Linked DNA regions of Homo sapiens: region 1 is linked to region 2. The links are chromatin loops, found by intact Hi-C in ENCODE. Cell type or tissue: Calu3. All regions are shown on one strand. Region 1 overlaps DYNC2H1 (dynein cytoplasmic 2 heavy chain 1). Region 2 has its middle 250 kb from the start of MIR4693.

The links. Peaks named below come from ENCODE experiments on the same cell type or tissue, not always from the same donor. Only the 100,000 strongest peaks of a DNase experiment are listed, where the experiment ranks them.
Region 1: it touches region 2 in a loop (14-fold over the local background); 17 of 110 quality-filtered maps call a loop at or near these places.

What each region holds. Positions count from the first base shown.
Region 1 is chr11:103,254,444-103,262,443 of GRCh38, forward strand. DYNC2H1 (dynein cytoplasmic 2 heavy chain 1) reads left to right here. Exons shown (of 89, transcript NM_001377.3): 67 at 972-1,091; 68 at 1,663-1,797; 69 at 3,165-3,308; 70 at 5,445-5,534. Among named protein-coding and RNA genes, the nearest start is that of DYNC2H1, 150 kb to the left of the region's middle. In Calu3, no CTCF peak of the experiment used is centred here; no DNase peak of the experiment used is centred here.
Region 2 is chr11:103,596,832-103,604,831 of GRCh38, forward strand. No RefSeq gene overlaps it. Among named protein-coding and RNA genes, the nearest start is that of MIR4693, 250 kb to the right of the region's middle. In Calu3, no CTCF peak of the experiment used is centred here; a DNase peak (open chromatin) is centred at 4,590.

The sequences.
Region 1 (8,000 bases), 340 kb before region 2:
TTTTCAACAGCTTCACAGATAACAGCTTTAACAAATACAATGTACATACCATACAACTTGCTGATTTAAAATGTATAATTCAATGGTTTTTTTAGTGGAATTGCTGGGTCTTATGGTTACTTTATATTTGGCAATTTGAGAAACAAATCTTTCCAAAGTGGCTGCACTATTTACTTTCCCACCAGAAATATAGGAGGGTTCCGCTTTTTTCCATATCCTTGCCAACTCTGGTTGTTATGTATCTTTTTAATTGTAGTCATTCTAGTGGGAGTGAAGTGGTATCTTATTGTGGTTTTGATGACATAGTATTTTATCTTTTTATTTGTTTATTTTATTTTATTTTTTTGAGACGGAGTCTGGCACTGTTGCCCAGGCTGGAGTGCAATGGCGCAATCTCGGCTCACTGTAACTTCTGCCTCCTAGGTTTAAGCTATTCTCCTGCCTCAGCCTCCCGAGTAGCTGGGATTACAGGCGCCCACCACCACGCCTGGCTAATTTTTTGTATTTTTAGTAGAGATGGAGTTTCACTATGTTAGCCAGGCTGGTCTCGAACTCCTTACCTCGTGATCCACCCACCTCAGCCTCCCAAAGTGCTGGGATTACAGGCGTGAGCTACCATGCCTGGCCCTTTTTATTTGTTAATGTGAATACTTACTATTAAAAAAATAGTAATCTCATAATTTAGTATATTTAATTTAAAACTAAATATTACACATTGATATGTTAAGTAATGCACTTTCTTACAGCTTTTCTACAGTAGTTAATATTTTACTGATCAGCTTAACTGTTTTGTCTCTTTTTCATCAGATGTAATTGTTGAAGGTGTCTTATGTTTAATTAGAAAGAATGAAATGAGATAACATAGTATCATATTTGTAATAGTCTGTCAAACACAAGGCCTGTTTGCAGGAAGTTTTTGTTTTGTTTTAAGCCTTATTGCTAGAATTACCTTGTCTTTTTGTTATCCCAAGCTTTTAGCTTTAACCATTCAGCATGAGAAACCTGATTTAGAAGAACAGAAAACAAAACTATTACAACAGGAAGAAGATAAGAAAATACAGCTAGCCAAGCTCGAAGAATCTCTTCTAGAGGTAAAAGTCTAGCTATTTAGGTTACTTTTTTCGTATTACTTTTTTTTTAATGAATACAAATAACAGTGTTTGGAAAATTAATAGTATCTTCAGATTTTTTTTTCCAAAGACATATTAGTGTATATCTTACAGTCAAAATTCTAACAAGAAGGGGAGCTATGTTTTGGAATACAAGATCTTAATGAGCAATGTTTAAGACAAGCAATTTTTAACTAATTTGTATTGTTTTATTATTTAATTATATGCTAATAATTTCAAGAAGCATTGAAAGCAAGAAATTATAACAATCTGTAACTTTAAGTAGTTTTTATTTTTTATTAAATTGACAAAATTAATACCTTGCTATGTTTGATAATGATATAATTTCTTAAAATAATTTATGAATTCATTTGATATAAGAAGACTATAATAAAAACAGAATAAAACTTTAAGAGGGCTATAAAATGTTGAAATTCTTCTAAAATAACATAAGTTGCCATAAACATCAAATGAATGACAGTTAATATGGGTTTGCTTTAATTGGTTATTTTTATATGTATAATAATATTCATATTGTTAACTTTCCCTACAGACACTTGCCACATCTCAAGGCAATATTTTGGAAAATAAGGATTTGATTGAGTCTTTGAATCAGACAAAAGCAAGCAGTGCACTTATTCAAGAGTCACTTAAAGAATCTTACAAACTCCAAATTTCCCTTGATCAAGTAATTATTTCCTTCTTTGTAATTTCGTATTATGTTTTCTTGAACATTTAGGTTAATATGATAGAAAATGTAGAATCAGGTCCTCAGGGGAAAGATGATGTGAAAAGAAAAAAGCTATTCAAAAACATCAGAACATTGGGTTTGATTCTAGTTATTGTAGAGAGGGAATTCAGATGTTGGCACACTGAGGATAAGGAGTGTTTGTCAGTATACCCTGCTGCCTTCTACTGATTTCTGGCATAATGTTATCTAAGGTAGAGCTGCAGTTTTGTACTAAAATTGGAAATGAGTATATTGAAAATGAGTATTAGAGAATATCTTTGCCGTTCTTAGAACTTTTCTTAAGTTAAGGCAAGTTAAATATACTAATTAAAAGGGTTATAAGCTCTAAGGTACAGTTATTGGCTCTTTTCATGCTTATAATGAACAGTGCTGGGTACTTTATTATCCTAATGTGGACACCTGTTAGAGTCATCTTCTCTACCTCTAGTTCCATCAGTGTTCTTATTGTCACCAATCCTATACTCATAGTTCGAACTTTTCTTCACATCAGAGATAGCCTGATAGCGCTGTGCTGTCTTGCGTTACCTTAACTGATTCTCTTTTGAAATGTAAAATTGGATCATCTATTCTCTGATCACAAATATTTACCATTTCATCTTACCCACTTTCCCCTAATACTAGTGCTGTTGGTCCTCATTAAGACCAATCTGTGAACCACTTCTAGCTCTGTCAACTGAGAGGTAGAAAGGTGTTTAAAATATATTGCTATAGTCTGAATATTTGTGTGTCCTCATCACCCCCAAAATTCATATGTGGAAATGTAATCCCCAGTGTAATAGTATTAAGAGGTGGAGGTTTTAGAAGGTGACTAGGTCATGAGGGTGGAGCTCTCATGAGTGGGATTAGTAACCTTATAAAAGAAGGCCAAGGGAGTTTTTTAGCCCCTTCCAGCATGTGAGAACACAGCAAGAAGCAGTTCTTTCTGTGAACCAGGAAACAAGCTCTCACGAGACACCAAATCTGTTGGCACCTTGATCTTGGACTTCCCAGCTTCCAGAACTGGGTGAAATAAATTTCTGCTATATAAAAGCAGAACGAGTTTAGTGTATTTTGTTATAGGTAGCCTTAATAGACTAAGACATATATTCTTTGCAGTTTTATAAAAATGAGGAAGAAAAACTAGATTTTGCTATCTTTTTTAGTTAGAAACCATGATTCATCATCTTCATTTGTTTTATGTGCATAGAAAAAGTAAGGTTTTTTTATTACTTGGGTAGATATGTGCATTGTAGTCTTTAGGTGGCAGTAAAGCACTAATTCTAAGGTGTTTCCACCCTATCCCCTACTGATCTCTTGATCCATAGGAACGGGATGCCTATCTCCCCCTGGCTGAGAGTGCCAGCAAGATGTACTTCATTATTTCTGATTTGTCCAAAATTAATAACATGTACCGTTTTAGTTTGGCTGCTTTTCTCCGACTTTTCCAACGAGCTCTACAAAACAAACAGGTAAGCTGTTGGATACCCTGTACCAGAGACTGAATTACAGGGATTACTTTACTAGGGATAGTACTTAATTTATAATAAAAATTATTAAGCAAACTTTCATAGAATTATGTTCCAAAAGACCACATGTAACACTTTTAAGCTATATAAAGAAACTACTTAATTTCTTTTTATATTGTTAACAAGGTGTCCCAATGTGACAATCTTTTTAATGAAAACAGTTTATGTTCTGAGTATAAATTAATAAGTAATATATAATCATTTAAAAAACCCAGTGATTCTGAAAGGTATAAAAATAAGAATTATCCCTATAATATCATTACCTGGGGAAAACAACATTTAACATTTTATTATATATCCTTGTTGTTTAAGGCAGTAACTTTCCAGATAATGGAGGTACACTTGTCCACTGCCTTATCAAGCATGTATTCTAATGGAGGGAAGTATGTATTAAAGGATAACAAATTGTTTTAACTAAAAGATACAATACTGTGCTTTAAAAAGTGTATTAGTGTATTATGGACAGCTTTCCTACCAGTGAATATAAACTTAATGTTTTTAAGAGATGGTGAGGCTATACCATACTTTATTTAACCACCTCCCATATATGCACATTGTTCTAATTATTTCTGTTGAGTATCGTATTAATCCGAAACTTGGCCAATTAAAACTATTTTCTTATGCTTATTGATTCTATTGGAAATTTAGTCAGGACTCAGCAGGGATGACTTTGTTTGTTTCACAACGTCTAGGACCTCAGCTGAGAGGACTTGAGAGTTGAGGGGCTAAGACAGGTGCTTCACTTGCCCGCCTGGTGCTGTGGGTTGGGAGGACTTGACGACAGGACTGCCAACTGCAGCACCTCTGCAGGAGGCTTGGCTTTTTCACAGCACTGAGTAGATGGATGGACTTCTTATTTTTTAGCTCAAGGCACTAAGTATGTGTTTCAGTGAATAAGGCTGAAACTGAATAGCCTTTTAAAATGCAGCCTTAGGTCTGTGTCATTTCTGCTGTATTGTACTGGCTGAAGCAGTCACAAATCTATGTAGAGTACAAAACTTTCTGCTGTTTAAAAAATCTACTGGATCTTGTAGGTACAGTACTGTGTCTTATGATAGAGTGACTTTTAGGAAATCCAAGTCTCAATTTCATATGTGATCTTTGTTAACATATAGTGAAATGAATACAAGTATTTGCTATCTAAAGTAATGATTAGTTGTCTTGGTTAGAACATGCTACTACAAGGCTAGAAGCCTAGGATTAATGCATCTGAGTTCCAGTTCATAATGTTTTCTTTATACCAATTTCACACATTTCTTTGCTGATCCTGGATGTATTTTTCTAAGCATTAAAATTGTTTTACTAGGTTTTTTTCTTGGTATTAATTTATAAATCACAAGGAAGCAAGCAAATTTAGTCTAATTGTTATACCAGAATTGATCTTCCTAAGACATGTATTCTCCAAATGCTCTGAGATGTAAAACTTACATCACACTAAGGGAAAAGGACAGGTTGACAACCTACCCTTCCTCCATTTCTATGCCAAACAATTTTTCTTTAATCAAAGGAAATAGACACTAATAACATGTTTTTCAATTATTACAATCTTGCAAAACGGAATTATTATATCAGATCAAAAACTAAAATTTTATGTGAGTTTTTACAGCATCAATTTCAAAGTTATTGTTCATCCTTATTCATCCTGCAGCACATGATTTAAGATCATTGAGGTTCCCATATTGAGAATGAGAAAATTCTTTATAAGGTATTCTTGTCATATTGTTTTGGGGCTGGATTGATAATTATAATATAAATAATTAAAATGGCCTTAACCTAGATTGATGTAGATAGTATTTTAATGCTGATAGGAGACTGATATAAAATTCAACTTATATTGTATTATTGGGAATTGATTGTAATTTTCATTTCTTGAAAGCTTTAACTCTATACATTAAAGAAAGATGCGTCATTTTTTAATATTATATTAGTATACAAGTTTAATGCACTTGTTTAGTCCCTTGAATTTGATGGTTAAAGATACTTGTTTCAGAATCAGCTTTGAATCTGGAGGAACAATTTATAGGCGTACTTTTTAAATGTTTATAAATTTCCTAATGAATTTCCAATTATAATCTACAGGATTCTGAAAATACAGAACAGAGAATCCAGTCACTTATCAGCTCATTACAACATATGGTATATGAATATATATGTCGTTGTCTATTTAAGGTAAGAAGCATCATATTTTTCAAATATAAAATACTACTTGTTCTGTGATTTAACGTAATATTTATAGTTATAGTATAACTCTTTCCCTACTGGAAAGGTATTAAAAATGGTATTTCTGGTATTTTTCCAGAACATTTAACTGGAATGCCTTATAGCATTCTTGGTTGTAGTGGGGAAAAAAGTGACAAGTGAAGAAGGGACAGCAAACACTGCGTTAGCTGACTTAGTTCTAAATATTCCAGTGGTCACCAAAAGAGATAATGACAATGGATTATGTATCTCATTATATAGCTAGACTTTCTCATCCTCAGCAACTGACATTTTGGGCTACATAATTCTTTGTGTGTGGGATGTTGTTCTGTGCGTTTTAGGATGTTTAGCAGCATCTCTGCCTTCCAGCATTCCTTCCCATCAATTGTGAGAATAAAAAATGTCTGTGGACATTGTCCAATGTCTCTGGGGTTGAGGAACAAAATTATTTTGCATTGTTAGCATTAGGAAGTAAACTAGTGTTTGATCCTGAGTTATGAAATTTTTTACAGAAGTCTTCATATTACGTGTGTTCCAGAAGAGAACACACATCGGACAATATTTTAGAAATTTTAGATATTAGAAAACGCAGAGGCCTTTTTGTACTTAGAATTTTTTTTTTTTTTTTTGGAGACAGAGTCTCTCTCTGTTGCCCAGGCTGGAGTGCAGTGGCGAAGTCTTGGCTCACTGCAAGCTCTGCCTCCTGGGTTCAAGTCATTCTCCTGCTTCAGCCTCCCAAGTAACTGGGACTACTGGCGTGCACCACCATGCCTGGGTAACTTTTGTATTTTTAGTAGAGAGAGGGATTCACCATGTTGACCAGGGTGTCTCGAACTCCTGGCCTCATGTGATCTGCCCTCCTCAGCCTCCCAAAGTGCTGGGATTATAGATATGAGCCTCCATGCCCAGCCAGAATTTTTTTTTTTTTTAAATAGCAATCTGTGGGTATAGCTTAAGACATAATGTTGCAGAATAGCTTTGTAAAGGCAATTAATTCAGAGAAATAGAATTATTATGGTTCAATTATATAGGCTTCTTAGAAAGTGTTGAAAAATATACAGTTAATGTATTTTTAGAACAGGATAGTAATTTTTGTGATTTTGTTGAGGATCTTTATTTGAGATACAGAATAAATCCTTCAGAAGCTCTCTGGGCAGGGCATCTCTGAAAGAAAGGCAACACCCCCAGTCAGGGGCTTATAGATAAAACTCCCATCTCCCTGAGACAGAGCAGCTGGGGGGAAGGGGTGGCTGTGGGCGCAGCATCAGCAGACTTAAACATTCCCACCTGCTGGCTCTGAAGAGAGCATCGGATCTCCAACACAGAGCTTGAGCTCTGCTAAGGGACAGATTGCCTTCTCAAGTGGGTCCCTGACCCCTGTGCCTCCTGACTGGGAGACACCTCCCAGAAGGGGTCGACAGACATCTCATATAGGAGCACTGCAGCTGGCATCTGGTGCGTGCCCCTCTAGGACGAAGCTTCCAGAGGAAAGAACAGGCAGCAATCTTTGCTGTTCTGCAGACTCTGCTGGTGATACCCAGGCAAACAGGGTCAGGAGTGGACCTCCTGCAAAGTCCAGCAGACCTGCAGCAGAGGGGCCTGACTGTTAGAAGGAAAACTAACAAACAGAAAGGAATAGCATCAACATCAACAAAAAGGACATCTATACAAAAACCCCATCCGAAGGTCACCAAGATCAAAGACCAAAGGTAGATAAATCCACGAAGATGAGGAAAAACCAGCGCAAAAAGACTGAAAATTCCAAAAACCAGAATGCCTCTTTTTCTCCAAAGGATCACAACTCCTTGCCAGCAAGGGAACAAAACTGGACGGAGAATGAGTTTGATGAACTGACAGAAGTAGGCTTCAGAAGGTGGGTAATAACAGACTCCTCCAAGCTAAAGGAGCATGTTCCAACCCAATGCAAGGAAGCTAAGAACCTTGAAAAAAGGTTAGAGGAATTGCTAACTAGAATAACCAGTTTAGAGAAGAACATAAATGACCTGATGGAGCTGAAAAACACAGCACAAGAACTGTGTGAAGCATACACAAGTATCAATAGCTGAATTGATTAAGCAGAAGAAAGAATATCAGAGATTGAAGATCAACTTAATGAAATAAAGCATGAAGACAAGATTAGAGAAAAAAGAATGAAAAGGAACAAACAAAGCCTCCAAGAATTATGGGACTATGTGAAAAGACTAAATCTGCATTTGATTGGTGTACCTGAAAGTGACGGGGAGAATGGAACCAAGTTAGAAAACAGTCTTCAGGATATTATCCAGGAGAACTTGCCCAGCCTGGCAAGACAGGTTAACATTCAAATTCAGGAAGTACAGAGAACACCACAAAGATATTCCTTGAGAAGAGCAACCCCAAGACACATAATCATCAGATTCACCAAGGTTGAAATGTAGGAAAAAATGTTAAGGGCAG
Region 2 (8,000 bases):
AAAATCACACAGTATATTTTTATGAGGAAGATTCCCATGAATTCAGTAGAAGTTAATTTGTTCAACACAGTTCTCTGACGCTGCCCTGTACCAGATGATGATGATGACATTTTATTTCAACTAGTACTTCCAGTCATGTTGCAAAAGTCAGCCTTCAACTAGCTTAGAATTGCCAGCTTCTTATCATAGACCTATATCTAATCCTGGAAATGACAAACCCAATTTCTGCTTCAATTTCTATTTCAACTATGACCCTAAGCTTAGGGGATGCATTGGAGGGTACTGTTGGTGGGAGTGGGGGAAGAAAACTGATTTTATTCACAAAAATCCCAGGGCATTACTTTGGACAAGTTGTTTAATCTTGCTGAACTATTGTTTCCTCCTTGGTAAAATGGGGATATCGGTGCCTTTACCATGGGCTTGTTGTTAGAATCAAAACGACATGAAGAAAATGAAGCTCGTGTCAGTTGATCTGTTACCACATCATGTAAAACCAGTTAGGGAGATTGTATTCAAAGATGGAGGGTATGTTCAGAAAATGTGTCCTCAATGTATAAACCATATGGAATGTGCAAAATTCACATTGACAGATCCAAGGAATTGACTTTGAAGATACAGTTTTCTTTCAAAGTAGCTAAAACAGGTACACTGAGAGGCATATGTATATAATAAATTAGCAGCCTAATCACCTGTTTCCTTCTGTCTACTCTGCTTAAACATATATATTTAAAGAAGTAAAACAGGTGACAGAAGGAAACAGGTGATTTCAAATAGGAGCCCACATTGCAAATCTCAGGGACAGATGTTCTATTTCTGAGGTTCTATTTCTGGGACACATATTCGCTTTAAAAAAACCTACGGTGAAACTTTCAAACATACACTAAAGAAGAATATAATGAAACACCATATATACATAATCCAAATTCAACAATGATAAAGATAAAAATTGTGCCATATTTGCTTCATCTTTCCTCTTCTGTAGTTTTTTGTAAAGCCCAAATCTCATTTTTTTTTACACTTAAATATTTAGAATACATCTCTAAAAACAGGGCCATATTCTTGTTTAACCATGATGCCCTTATCACATTTAACAAAACATAATCAACAAAAATTTTTTGTGTAATTATTGCCTAGTCAGGATCCAGATTTACCTGATTTTGTCAACTGTGAGCTTTTATGATTGATTATTCCAATTAGGGGAAAAATAACCCACATATCATTTGGTTGTTATGGTTTAAATTTCCTCCCATCACCTCTTTTGTTTCATGCTGTTGTCTTATTGAAGAACCAGATTTATTTTCCTGGATATTGTCCCATAACTTGGATTTGTCTGTTTCTTTGGAGTGTCATTTAATTTGTTCCTTTAGCCCCATATTTCCTAGAAATTGAAAGTTAGCTCTAATAAGGTTCAGATTCAACTATGTTTGGCAAGAATATTTCACAGGTGGTTCTGTGTACTTCATGTTATATCATATCAGGAAGCACACCATGTTTGAATGTCCCATAGCAGCATTTTGTGCAGATACCATGCTTATTCAACTAGTCCTCTATCGGTAGATGTTTATGGGTTTTTTCCAATTGTTTATCACAAATAATGCCACAATGAATAGCCTTGTGCATAAGATGTATTTTGCTCACAGTGCATCTTTTATACGATTTCTGAGGAAAGAGATTGTTACTTCTTTGATGCTCATTTATATTTTTTTTCCATGGCTGCTTAGAAGTTTTTTCTATTTTTGTTTCAGCAATTTTACCATGATATGCCTTGATGTGTTTAATTTGCTTGTGTTCATACTGCTCGGGGATAGAAATGCTTCTTGAATTTGTGATTTGATGGCATTTGTTGGTTTGGAAAATTGTCCATATCACATATTCAAGTATTACTATGCTCATTCTATCCTATCTGGATCTCTAATTACCTTTATGTTTGACCTCACTGTATCCCCTATATCTCTTATGCTCTTTTTTTTGCGTTTTCATTCATCGATTTCTCTGTGCTTCATTCAGGATACTTACATCTGACCCACATTCTAGTTCATTAAATCTCTATTCAACCATGTCTAATATACTTTTAAATCCACCCACTGTGTTTTTAATTTGTTATTGCATTTTTTTAGTTTAAAAATTTCCAATGAATATTTTTTAATAATCTCTGGTTTGCTGTCCCAATTCTTAATTTTTCTCTCATTTCCTTGAATAGATTAAGGATAGTTGTTTTAAAATGATGCTCAATAACTCTAAAATTTGGAGTTCCTGATGTGTTTCTGCTACTTATTATCCTGGATTTTATTTACAATATCTTTTCTCTGTGTGATTTGTTATTTGATAGAGTGCTATTCATTTTCCATGGAAAAATAGAGACATATTTTGAGATTCTGGGTGACAACATTGTATTAGTCCATTTTCACACTGCTATGAAGATACTACCTGAGACTGGGCAATTTATAAACAATAGAGGTTTAATTGACTCATAATTCCACATGTCTGGGGAGGCCTCAGGAAACTTACAATCTTGGCAGGAGGGGAAGTGGAAGCAGGCGTCTCCTTCACACGGCTGTGGGGGAAGAGAGAGCGAGCGAGAGCGAGAGAGAGTGAGCGAGCATGCGAGTGAGCGTGCAAGCAAAGGAAGAACTGCCAAACACTTAAAGCCACCAGCTCTCATGAGAACTGACTCAATGTCACAAGAACAGCATGGCGGAAACTGTCCCTGTGATCCAGTCACCTCCCACCAAGTCCCTCCTTTGACACGTGAGGATTACAATTTGAGATGAGATTTGGGTGGGAATACAGAGCCAAACCATATCAACCATCTTTCTCTATGTGGGATGTACATTTCCTTTGGTCAGGTAACTAGGGGTAGGTGTAAACTTGGATCACCTTAATATAACCTCAGGGCTCTGAGATGATTCAAAACCAGGTTTCAGTCACAACAGAGATTTATGTTTTTTTCTTACTCTGAGGTAAAGCCCTTCTGGTCTAAACCTAAATCCTGAAGAGTTTACCAGAATCCTTTCTACCTGGTGGACTGGGACTCCAAATTTACCACATGCCCCCTTGGGCCATTGTAAGTACTACTATGTTTTTCAGTCTCTCAGCTACTTCCCATGGAACTGACAGCACCCTCAATTGTAGGGCTTCCTTCTCCACATTTCCTTCTCTTCCCTAACCTTGCTACTGTCATTTTTGTCTGCTTTGCTATTCTCACTGTGCCAAAAATTTAAAAACATTTTCTCCATATATTTCAGTTGTTCTTGGTGGCAGGATTGGTCTAGCCTGCCATTAAGGAAAGCAGATGTGCTCTGACTTTTAAAAAAGAAAATACTCTAATTTGTGAAATTCTAACTGTAGTTTTGATATTCATTTCTTAAAGTTTTGATTTTTTATATCTGCCATCCCTACAGTGAAATTGCCCACTTCTCAAAGAAGTCTCCTGGAAGACTTTCTCATCAGTTCTAAGTGGCTGTGTGAGTTAAAAGCATTGCTGTTTCGCTGAGGAGAAGTTGGTTGGAAGTCCTTTGTAGGTCTGTATTTGAAGACACATTTTAAGAATCTAGTGCCAAGCTACACACGTAAAATTTTTCTACCACTGTAAATGAAGCGTCTCATAATTAACTTATTGAAATTTTCTTCTATTTTAAATAAACGCAGATGAACCTGTCACTGTGACATACTTGATTAGTAGCTTTGTGAAGCTTTAAAAATTCTCATACATACCAAAGTTCCTCCAAAGAACATACCCATTACATTACCTGTACATCTGTGAATGGAACCATGCCCTACCTTACTTTATTAGGTATTCTGTAATTGCGGAGGTAGCCAATTTTTCTACTTCTGTGTTATGTCTAAGCTAATTATTGTTTTTATGCTTGAGAAATATTGTCTGGGGCCATGCATTCATTCAACACAAGAGAATGAAATTGCTCAAGGCAAAGAGTAGAGAAATGCTAAGCCCATCAGACTGTATCCTGGCAAGGCTGTGGCTGGAGTTGGCTTCCAAGGTTGGATTGTTAACCTAAGCATTCCCACTGTCTCCCTTCTGTGCTCTGCATTCTTGATCTCTCTCTTTCTTTTAACGTCCATTAATGTCTAGTGAAGATTTTATGTCTTAGAATAAGAATGGCATAAACTCCCAACTCTACTTCCAGCCAATTGAAGATGGCATTGACTGAATCAATTGTGAAGACTATGATGCCCCAAAGAGCAGAGCATGATATCTCATCAATGGTTCATCTGCTTATACAGAGCTCTGTTGATATGCACCCTGTTTCCCTTTGAACAGAGGAAAAAAGACTTGGAGAAAGTAGGCAGGCTGGGAGAAAAGGCATCAGTGGGGCAATCTGCTCACCCTCTTACCATTTTGTGTGTAATAGGGTACCTGGAGAAGCAGCTTTTTGCCAATAGCCCATCCAAGAGATCTGACCTCGGGGCAAGAAGACTCCAAGAGCCAAAAGCTGATGATTGCGCTCTAGTGGTATTAAGAGGGAATTAGGAGGTTTGGAAGAGGTTATGTTGAAATCAACTCTTCCACTTCTCTCTATATAGCAGGGAGGTCAGCTGAAGGGACTCTTCTTCCATATATATGCCTTCTCCAGTCATGCCATTGGGTTGCCTGCCACCTAGAGGACATCAATGGCCAGTGCAGGAGAGAAAAGATTCCTTTCTCACTTATCACTAGATTCATGGCAAGAGAAACAAGATAAAAGCATAAAAAATTCATTTCATATAAATTTTATGTGACATGGAAGCCTTCAGAATTGAAGACCCCCCAAAACAAGGAAGCCTATGTATTTGTGATAGTCATCCAGAAGTATGATTGGAAAACAGAAGATTATGACTTAATGATAATAAACTGGGAAGAACTTAGTAATGCATGATTTCTTTTTCAGACGCTTTTTGGCATTTCTGTATATTAATTCATTTCCTCCAGGTATAGGGAAGATCACTCTGGAATGGGAGTTTTATGATATACTTTAGAGGAAGGTCAGATAATTATTTTATGGTCTAGAACAGGGGAGAACAGCAGGAAAAAGTCAGCAAGACCTTCCTGTTTCTGCTGTTTTCTCAAATATCAAGGTGCCAAATTGTAAGGTAGTGTGTCCTAAACCCTATCACCAGTCAGTGTGAACATAGAGGACAATATCAGTATCTTGTGAAATAATGAACACATGCTCTTTTTTTCCTCATCTTTAAAATTTTGTATGAGACCAGAAAGGAGCCAAGTAAGGATGTTTTTTTAAAAGTCTTTGCTCGTGCTAATGAGCGGCTAGGGTTGAGAACTTCCAAAATTCTATAAAAAGGGGTAAAAGAAGTATTCCAGAAGCAGACTAAAATCTTTCCTGTACTTCAAGGTAGAGGTGAACAGGGAGAAATAAAGAACCATGCCATGTCCCTTCACCAAATCAGGTCCCTCAAACCACAGGTCTGGCCAAGTCAGGGAATGTTTTAATCAGTCATATTTTAAATTGAACCTAAAATAACTTGGAAGTCAATGTTTTCCGCACAAGGTATTATTGGGAGATCTACCACCAAGTCAGGAAGAGGGATTCGACACAGTACTAGTGGGGACACTGATTAGAGAAAAACGTAATAGCTTTATGTTTGAATACCTCTGAGAGCAAACCAGATATGGTAACCTAACCTCTAGCACAGAGGAAAATTCCATAATGAAATGCTGACAAATTTTAATAGCTCAACTTGGGGAGCTTTATATGTTGTTTCCTCTGGAGTACCTTTCTCTCATCCCTGAAATATAAACTAATGAGTAACAGGAAAAAAAAATTCAGGGACCTTCATACATTTTGCTTTGGGCATAATCTCTATAATGGGATTTAGTAAGATCTAATGATGTCAGATACCTTCTAAGAATGGGGTTCATTAACTTTGCTGGAAGCCTTCCTTCATTTCCCAATGCCTCCTTTTACATTTGTAAAATAATTTGTACATCATCTGCCTTCCCTGTTCCACTACCATTTTTCTTTGGTTTTTGCATTCAGGTGAGGTACTTACAGTTCACAAATGTCTTTCTCAAGACAGGATAAGAACAAAACATTAGCTCCCAGAGATTCCTTTATCAGCAGAAAACTTGGCACCCTTTGTCTAAAGAAAGCCTATCTTCTAGATGAGAGATATGTAATTATTCTTGCTCTAAATCCTTCACTCTTCTAAGATTACTTCTTAAACCTCAACTGTCTCAGCATGGTTATGCATATTCACAATGGACTTTATAACCACTTGGGAATTTAAATTTCCTTTGCTAAGCCTCAATTTTTGTAAGCAGATCCTCAGCTTTTACATCATTGCCAGGTTCTGTCTAAGGGTAATACTTCATTTTAATAAATTTTAATTGCTACATTAATCCAGTTCATTATCCATGTGAATTGCCATTTACTGCTCTTTTAAAAATCTTTCCATCGGACTTTGTGTACACAGCCTGTACACAAAGGCAGCTGCTGAATTTGTTCAGATTATTACCATTTGGGATGTGCCATCCACCTTTTGTTCCCAAATTAATTAGGGAAGATGAAACTGCTACTTCACAATTGACAGAACTGGCGTCTATGCAGGAGATGCCTTTACAGAAAGTAGATCATTTACTCCCAGAATCGCCAATCTAACGCAACGTCCTGTGTTTTCCAGGTCTGGTAGCGATCAATTATTCAAAGCCAATTGTTTATAGGGGATTATAGATCAACTCTTGATGATATTGCTCACACTATAAATTCTCTTTCTCCTCTGTATAGTAACTTTACAGACACTGGAGATGGGGAATGTCAGGCAATTCTACCTGATTTGAAACATCCAAACTAAAAGCAGCTACACATCTGCCTACTGAAGGGGATGGCAAATTTGTCCACTGAAAGTCATTAAGGACAACCAGATCTCTGAATGGGATTGTAAATTGCATTTTGGACAGCAATCCTTATGAGAATGAGAATATTCTGTTTAATGAAATTGATTAAAAATAAAGGTATCCAGAAATAAAATAATGGAGAATAATAAAAGCTCCAGAGTAACAATTTTTTTCTTGAGTCATGTTTAAGGGATAGCCTTAATCAGAAACAATCAGAATCAGTGTTCAGAGAGCATTTTTCTCTTTAAAGACCAATAACCTCCTTAACCATCACAGTACTCTATTATCACTCAGGGTTTTAATAAGATGTCAGAGGATTCTAACCATGGTTCCTTAAGTTACTATGGCTAGCTCTTAAAATGTGTATGAAAATGTCATTTTATTGGCTCATAGCTTAGTTATAGAGATGAAATGCTAATCTCCTTTTCTCTTTCCTTCTCCTATTAAAAAAAAAATCAGATCCAACCATGGGGGCTTGATGGATTATAATAGAAGGAGGACTGTAAGCCTGTGGAGGACAAGAAACAATACAAAAAGCAGGATAAGGCTATTGAAAAGAAAACAACTATTTTCCCATTTTTATTACATTGACTGTATCCTTCTAAAATCGAAAGCTTTCTTGATGGAGAAGCACTAATACATGATGATTCTAAAACTTTCACCCAGCCCCTGAGGAGGCAGCCTAAAGCTCAGCTGGTAATGTATGATCCTCTTTCATTTTTTCTTTACATTTTTTATCACGATTGACTTTCTTTCTCCTTTTCTCTTTCTGGTTGTAATATATTGTGCAATATCATCACCTAGCAATAAAGAACACCAAAGAAATCTAAGTGTTATGTAACTGGCTGGTTGGTTGGCATTATGTTGCCAGAGCTCAGCTCATTGTTACATATGGTAGAAGTTACATACATTTTATCTGCAAAAGACATGAAAGGGGGACACTCAGTTTTTAATAAGTGCCGGGAACCCTGGGAAATGCATCAGCACTTGAAAACTGGGTAATAGCAAGAAAAGGCTTTGGACCAAAAAAGCAAAAACTCTTCACGGTGGTCTCATTCCAGGAGAAATGACTAATAGCTTGTTATTTACTATCTATTTGGAATGACAAAAAGTTTTTCCCTCTTTTCTCTGTCCAGGCAGTTGGTCATGG